Linked DNA regions of Homo sapiens: region 1 is linked to region 2. A link is a contact called in ENCODE Hi-C or POLR2A ChIA-PET data. All regions are on one chromosome and are shown on one strand. The core of a region is the stretch at or near the end of the contact, and the rest is flanking DNA. Distances in the headings are between cores, read along the strand shown.

Region 1 (7,187 bases), core at 1,843-4,342, 520 kb before region 2:
ATTTTAATGAAGTACAGCTTATCAATGTTTTCTTTCATGGATTGTGCTTTTGGTGTTGTATCTAAGAAGTCATTGAAGGAATCATGGTAATCTGTATTCTCTCTGATGTTACTTTTTAGGAGTTTTATAGTTTTTCATTTTACTATTAGGTCTCTGATCTATTTGGAGTTAGTTTTTGTGAAGGGTGCAAAGACTATATATAAAGTTATATATATAGTTATATATATATATATATATATATATATATATATATATATATATATATATATAGTTATGGGGATATATATGCATTTGAACACCCGGTTTATAAACCGAAAACAAAATTCTAAGCCCCCAAACCATCTGAATGGAACCCTCCTCTTAGCAAGGGCGTTCGAAAGGTAACCTGAAAAGCGAGTTCAAGTCATGATGGGAAGCGGAGGTCAGACATGCCTCATTACATCCTCCTCCCTTTTGAAATTACTAATAGAACAGATTCTTTAAGTCTGATGAGAAATACAATCTATTCTCTCTGAAGCCTTCTACCAGGAGGCTTCATCTGTGTGATAAAACCTTGGTTTCCACAACCACTTATCTTAACCCAGACATTCCTAAGTCTTCAGACAATAACTTGACTCTCTCAACCAATTGCCAATCAGAAAATCTTTGAATCTACCTGTGACCTGGAAGCCCTTCAGCTTCCCGTTGTCCTGTCTTTCTGGACTGAATCAATGTACGTGTTATATGTATTTGATTGATGTCTCTTGTCTCATAAAATGTGTAAAATCGGTTCTCCGCTGCTCTCTGAGCTTCACAAGGGCACCCAAGGACAACAAGAAGAAGAAAGATGCCAAAAAGTTGGGCAAGAAAGACAAAGACCCAGTGAACAAATCCTGGGGCAAAGCCAAAATGAAGAAGTGATCCAAAGGCAAAGTTCGGGACAAGCTCAATAACTTAGTCTTGTTTGACAAAGCTACTTATGACAAACTCTGTAAGGAAGTTCCCAACTATAAACTTAGAGCTCCAGCTGTGGTCTCTAAGAGACTAAAGATTCGAGGTTCCCTGGCCAGAGCAGCCCTTCAGGAGCTCCTTAGTAAAGGACTTAACAAACTGTTTCAAAGCACAGAGTTCAAGTAATTTACACCAGAAATACCAAGGGCGGGGATGCTCCAGCTGCTGGTGAAGATGCATGAACAGGTTCAACCAATTGTACATTTGGAAAAATAAAACTTTATTAAATAAAAAAACAAAATAAAATAAAATGTATAAAACCAAGCTGTACCCTGACCCCACCTTGGGCACGTGTTCTCAGGATCTCCTGAGGGCTATGCCATGAGCCATTAGTCACTCATATTTGGCTCAGAACAAATCTCCTCAAATATTTACAGAGTTTGACTCTTTTGTGGACAAGTTGTTCCAGCTCTATTAGTTGAAAAGATGACCTTTGTTCCATTGAAATGTCTTTGTTCCTTTATTGAAGATCAGCTGACTATATTTATGTAAGTCTATTTCCAGGTTTTCTATTTTGTTCCATTGATCTTTTTCTCTGTTCTTTCACCAATACCACACTGCCTTCATTACCATAGCTTTATAGTAAATCTTGGAGTTGGATCCAGTGGTCCTTTTAAATAATAGTTACCATGAGTTAATCTTGACTATGTAGCAGGCACATCCATGGGCAATGAATAATGTATGTTCATTATCTCATGAACACAGCGACTCTGCAAGGTAGCATTCGTTATGTCTGTTTTACAGATTAGGAGGTAGGCTAAAGGAGTTAGTGTAATTTTTCCGAAGTCCTGAAGCTCGTCAGTGACAGAGCTTGGATTTGGAGTCTGTCCAGCCCTTTCCACCTATTCTTACTCCCTTGGCTTCCCACCCACTCTCATTTGCTGACTCACTGCCTATGAGGTAGTGTCTTTTGGCTTCCAAACTAGAGATTGGCAAGCACTGAGGAATGTTATAGGTCCCTAAAGCAAAACATAGGACAGACAGATGCTTAGAAAATTACTAAATATCATTTCCTTATTTGCAAGTAAAAAATCTCCCTTTCCATTTGCCCACTTAAGGCAAACTGCTTTTGTTTGTTTTTAAACAAAATTTTAGCCTCTAAGCTCTGCCAGAGACCTGGAGGGTGTGAAATTGTCTAAAGACCTATTATAGCAAGTGGAGAGCCTTTTCTCCTAAGTCCAGCTTCAGACCAAGGTGGCTTCTGCCGCTCTGATTTGTGTTTGTCTCTGTGATTTGTGCATTTCCAGGCCCCTCTGCTAGAGTACAGCATGCTTTCAAGCTAGGCTCTTTGGGCCTATGATTTTGACAATGTTCTGGCAGGTCTCAATAGAAACACTCCTGCTCGGAAATATTTTAATGGTAGGTGGAATAAGACAAATGACATATTTAGTGTAGAGTCTAGGACATAATAAGTGCTCACTAAACATTAGGCAACATTGTTAAGATTATGATTTTTGCTTGTCAGTCTCAAAATGTACTCCCTGTATATCCTTCATGATGCCTCGCTGTGACTATGGAGATGCTGCTTCATTGTCCTGTTTTGTTCCATTCATATATTGCCACTTCCAACATTCTGTTTCAAGTCACATTGAAGTCAGCATTCATTTGGCTGACAGCCTATCACAGGGCATCTTTCTGCATAAAATGAACCAATTTATAGTCATTGCTGACAGCTGTTTTTGAAGGAAAGACCATTTTCCTTAGTTGATTAGAGGAACAGTGATTAATTCAGCCCATCAGCCTGCAGCAGCAAATGCTAAAAAGGGCCTCGTTGTGTAAAGCCCCCCAAGTCTCTTAAAACCTACATTTTTGAATTTGTCAGAACTTCCTGAGCCCAGACTGGACCTCCAGAGGTCACTTAATGTACCCCTGGCCTCCTACACTATTTTTAAAGACCTCTGAAAAAAGACAGCTCCTGTTTCTCCTTGGCAGTGAGCCACCAGTGGGGGTGAATTTGGCAGCATCTCTGCTTCGGGATTCTGTGGACATTAGAGCGGGGGCCCTGCCTCAAAAAGTGACTCACTAGTGCCTGAAAGGCGATAAAGTCTGGTGACACATCACAGGGAATGTTTAAAGTGCATAGGGAGAGATTGTTTTCTTTCCCCCTCCTTGCACCTAGCAGGGAGAGGAGTGTGCGGAAAGATGGAGTTGAGACAGAAACTTGTTAGCATAACACCGAAGGAGTTTTGCTGTGAGTAGCATCAGCATAGCAGGAGAACATCCCTAGCTCTCCTGCCGCTGCTCTGCCACAAGGAGAGAAAGGGAAAAGCAAATTCAGCAGGACCTCTAGGACTTTGCTGTAGATCTCCAGGTGGAGCCAGGACCCTCCAGGAGAACTGATGGCTAGAAAAGACTGCAAGTAATGTGGAGGAAGGAAGAAGAGAGAGAGCAGAGAGAGATGATTCTTGCAAACATTGATCTGTGTAGAGCGGATGTCAACTTGATGGGATAAGACCTGGGTTGACTTGGTATCTGGGTTCAGGTCAGCAAACTCTAACGGCATTTCCTTCTACTAGCAGACAGATCTGCTCATCCTGCGACATTGTGGACAGTGCTGAATGGCTTCCAGAACATTCCTCTTATGTCTACTGGTTAAACTTTGAAGCATCTGAACCATTTGGGAGAGCAGGGACCCCCATGAACAGGAGATACTGGAGGTGTCTGAGGCCACTTCATGCCCTTTCTCAAGAGTGGCCTGCAGGTCTTTCAGCCACTGGCCACTGAAGTCCAGCTCCTGCCAGCCATGGATTTGGGCACTGGGCTCCAGTGTTGAGAAAGTTCTTGACTTCCAGCGCTTGTTTTCCTAGTGGACAATAGGAGTCAGAGACAGAGAGGGAGAGTGAAGATGCAGAAGACATATCCTTTCCATTGTGACCCAGATAAGAATGTAGCCGGTGAGCTTGCTTCCTGTCACTCATTTCCCAGCTATTTGTTGTAGTCCAAGTTGTGCATATTCTTTCTGTTAGGTTCTTATGTTTGTCTTAAGCTCACCCATCTTTTCTTCTTCCCTCATTTTTTCTTTATAAATCAAGAAAAATTCTGCCACTTTCTTTCCCTGGCTCACTGCACAGCCAATCAATAATTTTGAATCCTTTGTGTATCAATTTCTACTGGCTATTCATTATTTGTGGAAACCATATTAACGGGTCCATAAAAATCACAGCAATCCATTTGTTAAATTCATCATAAGAACAGATTACATCTTTCTGGCCAAGTTTCATGGTTTGGTAATATCATATTTTGGTTTTAGAATTTATAAGGTGCATTCTCCCATACTTTTCAAGTATATTTTTTATTCATTGCCCTCTCTGAATTAGGCATTTTTGGGGATGCACGTTTTACAGATATGGAGACAATGGTTCAGAGAAATCAGCTTGTTCACAGTGGGGCCAGAGCTGGGACCTAGGGCTTCTGACTCTATGTCTCAGGTCATTCCTATCACACACACACTGAAGGAGAAAAGAGTTCCCTTGTCTGGAGAAGACATATCAAATTCATGCGGGTTAAACACAGAAATTCCAAATAGCTGTAGTTTTTGTAAAAATGGTTGAGCTATGGACTTTTAAAGTAGTTGGCCACCTGTGGTGGTGGGTGGAAGGGAGTTAGGGCAGGATTGTTGTGCTTCAGGGAGGATTCAGTGTCTGCACGACCACGGAGGGGGGTGCAGGGCACCAGGTATCCAGGACTGTTGTCAAGAGTTATGCTTTGAATTTCCCAGAGAAGACACACTGCTGCGAAAGGAAGAAATCGTTGGTTTTTCTCCAACTGCTTAGCTGTTAAGAAGCAAGAAGCCTATCTCCAAGGCAGCAGCAGGCCTCAGAGAAAACAGTAGGACCCTTCCTTCAAACAAAGGAGAAAACTCCCACAACTCAAAGCAAGTGCCCCCTGGTCATTCTCTCAAAAAGCTACAGGCTCCAAAAAAAGACAGACTTCACAGGCTAGAGACGGGCTCTGCACTCAGGGTTGGTGGTCGGGGGCACAGAGCTGGCTGGGCAGGGCCAGAGGGGACCACATTCTGCCACATGCAGAGCAAAGCAGTATCTTTCTATTACTGGTCAATGTAATATGAGCTGGGAATGAGCAATTTCATACCTTTTTCTGAGATATTAAAAAGAAATACGCTGATGTGGCTGGAGGTAATTTCCCAAAGCCTGTGGATGGAGTTGATGTCAGTAACTGGCTATGAGGTTGTTATTTACAGGACTGTTTGATCCCACTGAAGTAGTGGTGCTTAATATGTAGCTCAATGTGGCTCAGGAGCGAGGCCCAATACTGCATATAAACCACCATCCTGCAATTTATCCAGAGAGCATGTGGGAGGTGAACCTTGAATCATTTGCTTGATGGATTTTTTTCTTTCCTTGGAAACAGAAAAACGAATCTCAGTTTTCTCCCTAAGCCTTAGGCAACAGGGCTCCTTGCAAGTCACCTTCCCTTCCTTGTCCCCAAAACAAAGATGCATACATGTTCCCCGAGCACTGCAAACACAGCCTTTCTTTCAGGGGCAGCTGGGTCCCTGGATCCGCTTTCCCTCCCCTGGGCTGGTCCCAGTGTAAATCATCAGATCTCCAGGTCCACTCGTCTGCACACAGGCTGCTTTGTAAGTGGGAGAAAGAATCCACAGAACTTTACACTAAATCCCCATGGGAACCAGGTGAATAGGTGTGTGTGTTTGCACACAAGCCCGTATACATGGCAAACCAATCCAAGAGATGGTGACCGATGGGTCCATAAAGACTCTGGCTGGCAATGCTGTCAGCTTCCTTCAGCTGAGCGTCAGTTAGTTACCCTGGTAGTCTCAAATGTCTCCTTGTGTCTGGAGACAACATAGGGCCTGGCCCTGAGGACTGCCAGGCTGGGTCGCCCGGCAGCTGCACCTGTTGTAGGCTGGGTAGGCCCCCTAAAATGCTTTGGGCAGCCCAAGAGTGTCTTCCTGAGTCATGTGGAGCTGCCTCACCAGCAGCCCAGTGAGAGATTCACAGCCCTAGTGGAGAGTGGAAGCCCTGGGCTATCCCAAGCAATCCTTGCGTCTGTGGGGCTGGTGCCGCCCCTTTGCGTCTCTTCTTGCAGCTAAGCAGAGCTCAGAGGCCAGGAAAAAAGCCACTGGGTGTCTTTGGAAACAGCTGACCTGATTTTCAACATTCCCTTTGAGCATTTGCTAAAGGGGCACCACAGAAGGGCATTAAGGATGCCACCGTGGAAGGAAGCTGCAGATGACAGAAGCGTGAGCACTGCTGGAAAATGAGAAAGCTGAGTTGGGACTGCGTGCCATGGAGAACCTGTACTGTCACCCTCCCCAGCCATCTGACTACCAGCAGCTTCAGCAGCATCATCATTTGCATTCATTCATCTCTTTTCCTCACTCCCTCCCTCGATGAATCTCTTTGGGAATGATCTTCAAAAACTTTGCTTAGGTTTCAAGGTGCTTTTGATTCACTGTATTTTTCTTTAAATAAGCCTTTTAATTGAGCACAACGTTCATAGAGAGAAGCGCACACATCCTGAGGGGTCAGCCCAAAGAATTTTCAGAAAGTGAACACGTGAGGGTGGCAAGCACCTGGACTAGGAACCAGAACACCGCCAGCGCCCCAGATGTGCCCTTTTAGTCCACTTCTAGTCACTGTGCTCCCATGAGGGTGCTCACCCTACCCTCTAGTACTGACATTGATGTTGCTTATTTGTGAACTTCACTTGAATGAACTCATGCAACAGCGTGTCTGTGAGGTTCATGCACGTTTCTGAACGTGGGATCGCTGAAGTGTGGGGTTGTATTCGAAACTGTAGTTTGCACTCAAAGAACAGCAAGTGGAAGAAAATTACTTTGGAAAGGAATTTTCAAATCGAGTGTGAATGAGAGGGTCTTTGGGACTTTGGCCTTTGGAGTTGAGCTGACCTAAAGGTAGAAGGTGAACTAGGATCCTCTTAGCTCCCCACTCCACTCTGAACTGTGCTCCCAGGGCAATCCAGCTTCTGCTCTCTTTTACTACTACTTCATGTAATGATAAAAATTATGTCAGGTTAAATATCAGTAATTGCTTAAGTGAGTTTGTATATCAAGCTGTGTAGTAACGCCTCACTGAAACACTGCTCAGCTGAGACTGAGATTCAGTGTGTTGACGAAAAGAGTTAAACTCTAACATATTTGAAGAGATTTATTCTGAGCCAAATATGAGAGACCATGGCCTGTGACACAGCCC
Region 2 (6,605 bases), core at 3,178-5,677:
GCATTTGTGCAGCCAGTCATGGTGACATGTGGCCTTTGGTGCGTATAAATCCAGATGAAAATGTGGGCTCCAAAATCTTATTATAGGTTCACACTGGGCTACAGGCATCCCATCCAGATGATTGAGAATACCCTTGTATTAATATAAGACTAAGTTTTTCACTGACATGAGAGCATACGATTTTAAAACTTCTGTAGACTGCCAAGAACACACCCAGAGATGGCTACAATATTCCTGCCCACTTCCGGAGCCAGCATCCTGGAGCCCAGCCCCACCTTGGTGACCCGTCCTCCCTGCCTCATACCTGCCCGCCTTGGTGCCTGCTTTTCATCACTGGGTTGATGGTGTGGTTTAGACCTGCCCCCTGCCTGTGACTCCATGGTTGGGCTGCCTCTGTGACTCTCTGGCTGCTTTCTCCAGCATCTGAGGATGAAGTCCCTTCCCCGAGTCTTAGCCCCTGTCACCAGGGAGCCTGGCCAGACAGGATGTGACTCTCCACAGAGGACATGGGACTATCATGTGGGGGCTGTGCAAAGGTAGACCAGAGCGGGGCAGGCCTCAGAGCGACGTGGAGACTTAAGGGGTCTGGTCTTTACCCTGTGGGCCCTGGAGAGCCACTGCCAGCTTTTTGAGGGACAAAGTGATGTGCTTTGCTTTGTGTTTGGGGGGGATCACTCTGGGGGTCACACCCTTCTGATTCCAGGGGCTGCCATGAAGCAACCATAGTTTGTGCAGTTTCACAAATTCAACCTGATAATTTCCTCTTTGATGCAGTAGGCATCCCTGGAAAAAGTTAAATGGAGAACTAATCACTCAAATCTATATTTCCCATAAATGAAATTTACCACAATCATTCCTGTTCTTGACAGTTTTGCCACTGAAAAGATGGTCTTTGGAATCATCATTCAGTTTTCTTGTGTTTCACCTGGGCTTCTTGAGTCCCGTGAGTCTAGAGCCCACCAACCACATACAGGAATTATTGTGAGAACTTTCATGTGTGCCTGGAGTTGCTGGGGGAGTATCTGATGACTCTGTGATACACGGATCTTGTTCTTTGCAAGGATTTAATTGAATTACAGAATGCACCACCCAGAGAGTACAAGCTGCAGTCCCGGGATATTACAGTGCCCGATCCCTCTTTTCCTTTGTAATTGTTACTCTAAAGCACAGTGGTGTTCTCTGACCAGTTCTGGGTTGGACCTTATTTTCCGTGTCTTTAGTGGGGTCACTGCCGGATCTTATTTCATGTTCTCTGCAGGGGGTCATTGCTCTTCTGCTGTGTTTCCAAGCTCTCCTTTTTGGCATTTTTCCTTTTCACCTTGTGACGGTAGAAGCGAATGTTTGCACAGTTGGCTTTTCCATTTGTGATGCCTGTGTGGAGTGCAGGGAGAGGAGGGAAGGGCACAGGGAGAAGCCACACCATCTCCAGGGCCTGAGAGGCCGTTGCCTCGTTCCTATCCTCTTTTCAGAGGGATGAAGAGGTAACTCCGAATGAAGGAACGATTGAAAACCTGAGAATAATTACCCGCTGAGAAGCTATGCAGACCGCTGCCCTCTTCAAACGTTGAAAGTTATTATAAACAGTTTGTAAACATGAACCCAAAGAATTTGGACAAAGGCGTGGAGCAATGGTTGTCACATGTCTAAGTTATAAAAGGAAAATCAAGTGGGAAACATGTATTTCTGCTGCCATTTTCCCGCTCACATCATCCTATGAGGCAAACCAAGCATAATCAACAGTTTCAAAGAGGAACTTAGAGGAGGGTTTAGGTCAGAGCTGCCTAAGAGAACCTGCAGCATCAAGGCAAATGTTCTCTACCTGCACTGCCCAATAGTCCAGCACTAGGCACGTGTGCTATTGAGTGCTTGAGATGTGCAGGAGTAACTAAGGGACTGAATTTGTCATTTAAAACCATTTTAATTCACATAAGTAACCACGTATGGCTCGTGGCTATTATATTGGATGGGCCCAGTTCAGGCAGCAAGTAGAATTAGAGACAGTAGCATCATTTCTCCCTTTCACAGCAAAACTTCTCCAAACATGAGCCCCAAGCATTGTCTCTGGGGCCTTGCTTTCCGTCCTTGCCTCAGTCCACTGAGGCTTTCGTCACCCCCGCTGCTCAGGTGGAATTCCCTTGATAAGATAACCCACAGCCTCCAGGCTGCCACAGGCTTGGTCATTTTCTCTTTTGCTTATCTGAACTTCTCAGCAGTGTCTGACCCAGCTTGACCACACCCTCTTCTTTGCTTTCATGATACCTCACCCACTTGGCTTTTCCCTTCCTTTGCCCTCCCTCCAAAGGTTGGATCTGGGGCTCCTGACATTTCTCCATCTACACTCTCTGTGTGTCTGCTCTGCTAGAAACATGGCACTAATTCACCTCTCCATAGGCCAGAGACTCCCAGGTGTATATCACCAACTCTGACCTCCCTGCTGAGTTCCAAAATCGTATACCCTACTGCCTTGTGGATGTTCCACTTGGATGTCCAGTAGGCATTTCAGATTGTGTGGCCAAAACAGAACCCTCCTTCCTCCCACATCCTCAGAGCCATCCCTCCCTAGAACCATTATCCATGCAGTTGCTCAAGCCAAAAATGGGTAAGAGTCACCCTTTCTTCTCTCTCTCTCCCTTGATCAGCAAATCCTCTCAGTTCTTCCTCCAAATTACATTCTGAGTCCCTCAATTTCTCTGTCTCCACTGCCACCCCCTGAGGCAAAGCCTTTTCATTTCATGCCTGGAAAACTAAGCACAATGGCTTTCTAACTGATCTTCTTGCTTCCTGTTCAGACCTCTACAGCTCATTCTTCACTTACAACTAGGGTGATATTCATACAGCCTGAATCAGAGCTTCTACTCTCCTGCATCGATCTGTCTATATAGTTAGCAATAGCTTCATTTCTGAAAGCACTTAAAACCAGAACAACAGGGATTTAAACAAAGTGGAGTTTATTTCTATCATCAATATAGTCAGTCCTGGGCTGCTGTGGCAGTCCCATGACACTGGGAGCCCAGGCCCCTTCTGCTGTCCTAATCCAGCCAGCAGAGCAGTGGAAAAGAGGAAGAAGGAACACTCCTTCCCCTTCAGGTCACTGCTCAGAAGTCATGGGTACCACTTTTCACATCCCATTGGCCAGATCTCAGCAACCTATCCACACCCAATTGCAAGGGTGGCTGGAGAACTTGGTCTTGTTTTGTACAGCTATGAGCCTGTAGGAAGAAGGGGAGCATGGTCTTGGAGGATGACTGGTGGTCTTTGCCACACGCTCTAACAGCTTCCATCGTGCATTCCAAATGCTACTGCAGTCCATGCTATCTTGCATGGTTTGGCCCTTTGATCTTGCACTGTGTCCAGCCAGATGGATCTTTCAGCTCCTGCTTGCTCCTTAGTTCCTTTGTACTCACCTTTCCCTCTGCCTGAAATGCTCCCCTCCAGACCTCTGCAGGCCTGGTCCGGTCTTGTCACTATGATCGCTTTTCAGTTGATGCCTGTGGAACTTTCTCAGGCTAGCTAGTCTAATCAGTACCCAAACAATTTCTTCAGACTCACCCAGCCTTTTTTAAAGCATCTGCCCTACCTTAAAATACCTTCATTTATTTGTGTATTTGTATCTCCGCATACCACTCATCCACTCTAGAGGAAACACCTTGAAAGCAGGGTCCTTATTGTTCTTGCTCTCCACTCCATTTCCAGTGCTTGGATTTGCACCTGGCACAGAATGGGTATCTAAATACTAGTTTGATGAATGAATGAATTCATGGAACATGATGAATGAATGAATTCATGGAACACGATGAAGATCTGTGCCGCAGTATTGCAGAATAGATATACATATGTGATTCTAAATTGTTAAAGCTGGAAGGGCTAGACTTTTTAGTCCAATTCCCACATATTAGAGATATATCACAAGTGTTTTTGAATAGTAGAGGGAATTTGCTGAGATTTCTCACAAAGCCTCATGACCCAGATGGATTTGGCGTGGATGCCCGAACAGTTGGTGGGATTCAAAACCTGTTGCTCAACCCACATCCTACAGGTATTGATTAATGAATTGATATCAGCAAGAATAAAGTCTCCATGAGCTGGTGAGGACATTTGTGTGCAAATCACATTTCCATGAGCCCAAAAGGGGAATGGTGAATAATGAATGATAACCTAGAGTCACTCTCTTCCTTTTCCTTACCATTACTGGTTGATTCCCCCGAGTCATTGCTGTTATTTTCATTGTAGCTCCGTGAGAGAAGGGACAGGGCTGATCTTGTATCTTCTTGTCAGGGGCATTTTTGGTAAGTTTGAGAAATTTTTCATCACTCTAATGAGTCAGGGTATGATTCTCTTCATTCCATTCAGGCAGTTGACCAAATTCACGGAAAAAGAGGCGCCAACATCAACAGTAAGTGTCATGGTTCCCTCAGATCTCTGGGTGCGGCTTCTGGGCAGAACTCCAGCTTCCGCATTGGAAGCCAGTGGTTTGGCAGATAGGCAGCATATTATTGAAGCCTGTAGGGCCTGAGACTGATGTTTAGAATATAAATGTTCAGTGATGATGTTTAGTACACTCCATAGCCCCACTTGGGGTCCACTGATACATACCAGGCTCAGAGATGCTGAGTGGCAGCCAGCTTTTGGTGCATTGAACTGATCCATAGTGAAATAGAACCATAGTGGCCCCAGTGTGTACATCTCTGCATTAGGTTATTCTTAGGTAACATTTAAACCTGCAAGTGAACCCGAAGTGTACCTCAGAACTCTAGGCCCCGGGGAGCACTAGAGTTCACTCCAACTGTGTGGCTTTCTTCTCATGAGAGATCCTGTGGACTAAGGTCATGGTAGATGTGAACAGAATTCTTAGCCTTCTCATGTTAGGTTGGCACTTGGACTTAATTGGACTTTGGGGAGGGAGGAGAGAGGGAGAGTGGGGCAGAGAAGAGGGATGCAGGATCTACTTAGATCTCTCTGCATTCTGACAGAGGGGCATCTTTTAAAATCTAATTGAGTAGTATTCTGTGATTGAGGCCAATTACCTGAGATGGCTGAGTGTTTCAATTTCCAGGCAGTTCTGCTTTCTTTCTTCGGTACCTTTCCTCCTCGGTGTCATTGGATGTGAAGTTTAACATAGGCCTGGAGGTTATGGAGAGAGCCTCATTCCTTTTCCTGACTGTGGCTCACCGCTGGTTGCTGTTCCGGATGAGCCCACGGACGGATGGTGGCAACTGGCCCAGTGATGCCGTGCCAGGAGAACTCTGTTCATTTCATCCCAAACCAGGCCTTTTTTTGAAATGCAAAGTGATGATGTCACTTTTGTATTTTAGCCCATCCTTTGACTGGCTGAGTCTTATTTTTGGAGGATGGGTACATCAGCTTTGCGAAGTTAGCCAAAAGGCAACAATGAGAGCGAATCTTTGAAACCGGTTCCAGCAAGGCCGTTCTCCACTAACGGGTGTGGTGCTGTGCAGTGGATTCCAAGCAGCTGGCAGCAGCCTGAAATGCACGTACCAGCTCCCTTTCCCCTTATGCCTGCTTTGCAGGGGTGATTCTGATCCTTCGGTAAGTCAGGAAGGATAACTTCATCCCTGTACTTTCTCCTGCACAGGCTCTAGGCCATCTCCATGAGTGATTCCACCACCCTGAGGAGTTTAGGGCTTCATGGAGTGGGAGGAGGGGTGACTGTAGTGAGCCTGAAATGGTGGTGAGGCCGGGCAGTAAGAGAGCAGTAGACAGAAAGGATGCCAAGCACTCTGTGGAGACATTGTCTCTGTTCCTCGCCCCACCTCCCTGCTGAGAGAGGCCTTCCCTGACTGCCTCCTCAGCGCTCACCAGCTTGTTTCTCTGGTCACAGTCTCCTACTCTAATTGTCTGCATAGACTTCAATTTCAATTGTGATAGAAAACATATCCCATAACATTTACTATCTTAACCATTTTTAAGTGTACATTTCAATAATGTTAAGCGTATTCGCATCGTGCTTCTGTCATGCCATTCAGCCCCAGCACTTTGTTGTTGTTGCTTTTTTTTTTTTTTTTTTTTTTTTTTTGAGACAGAGTTTTGCTCTTGTTGCCCAGGCTAGAGTGCAGTGGTGCAGTCTTGGCTCACTGCAACCTCCACCTCCCGGGTTGCAGTGATTCTCCTGCCTCAGACTCCTGAGTAGCTGGGATCTCAGGCATGCTCCACCACACCCAGCTAATTTTTATATTTTTCGTAGAGATGGGGCTTCACCATGTTGGCCAGGCTGGTCTCGAGCTCCTGACCTCGAGTGATCTGCCCGCCGCAGCCTCCCAAAGTGCTGGGATTACAGGAGTGAGCCACCACGCCCGCAGCCACCACAGAACTTTTTCATTTGCAGAACTGAAACTCTGGTCTGCAAAAAATACGAACTCCCCATTCCCCCTCCCCACAGCCCCTGGGAACCCCCATTCTGCTGTCTGTCTCTTTGAATTTGACAACGCTAGGTACCTTATAAGTAGCATCAGATGGTATTTGTCCTATTGTGACTGATCTACTTCAGTTAGCATCATGTCTTCAAGGTTCATCACACTGCAGCTCGGGACAAGATTTTCTTCCTTCTCAAGGCTGTATCATGTTCCATTGTATCCATGTATCTGTAT

The links. Hi-C counts contacts between places; a loop is a spot of excess contacts on that map. ChIA-PET counts read pairs that join two places held with the same protein, here RNA polymerase II (POLR2A).
Region 1: a map of mammary epithelial cell shows a loop between it and region 2 (3-fold over the local background). The contact joins the promoter of TGILR here to the enhancer-like site in region 2. A Hi-C loop is called at or near these places in 1 of 168 maps with a recorded cell type or tissue (mammary epithelial cell). POLR2A ChIA-PET finds 5 or more read pairs at or near these places in 1 of 52 experiments (HepG2).

Annotation. Positions count from the first base shown.
Region 1 is chr6:3,907,907-3,915,093 of GRCh38, reverse strand. It overlaps TGILR (TGF-beta induced TARBP2 interacting lncRNA), which reads left to right and starts at 3,092. Exons shown (of 1, transcript NR_198974.1): 1 at 3,092-7,187. It also overlaps the pseudogene RPS25P7. RefSeq lists a silencer at 3,165-3,362.
Region 2 is chr6:3,388,698-3,395,302 of GRCh38, reverse strand. The region is part of intron 3 of SLC22A23 (solute carrier family 22 member 23); the gene reads left to right. Among named protein-coding and RNA genes, the nearest start is that of SLC22A23, 65 kb to the left of the region's middle. Within about 2 kb of position 4,427, at least 10 of the 41 ENCODE cell types and tissues checked have a DNase peak (open chromatin) inside an H3K27ac peak, as active enhancers do; they include mammary epithelial cell, where a contact is called at or near this core.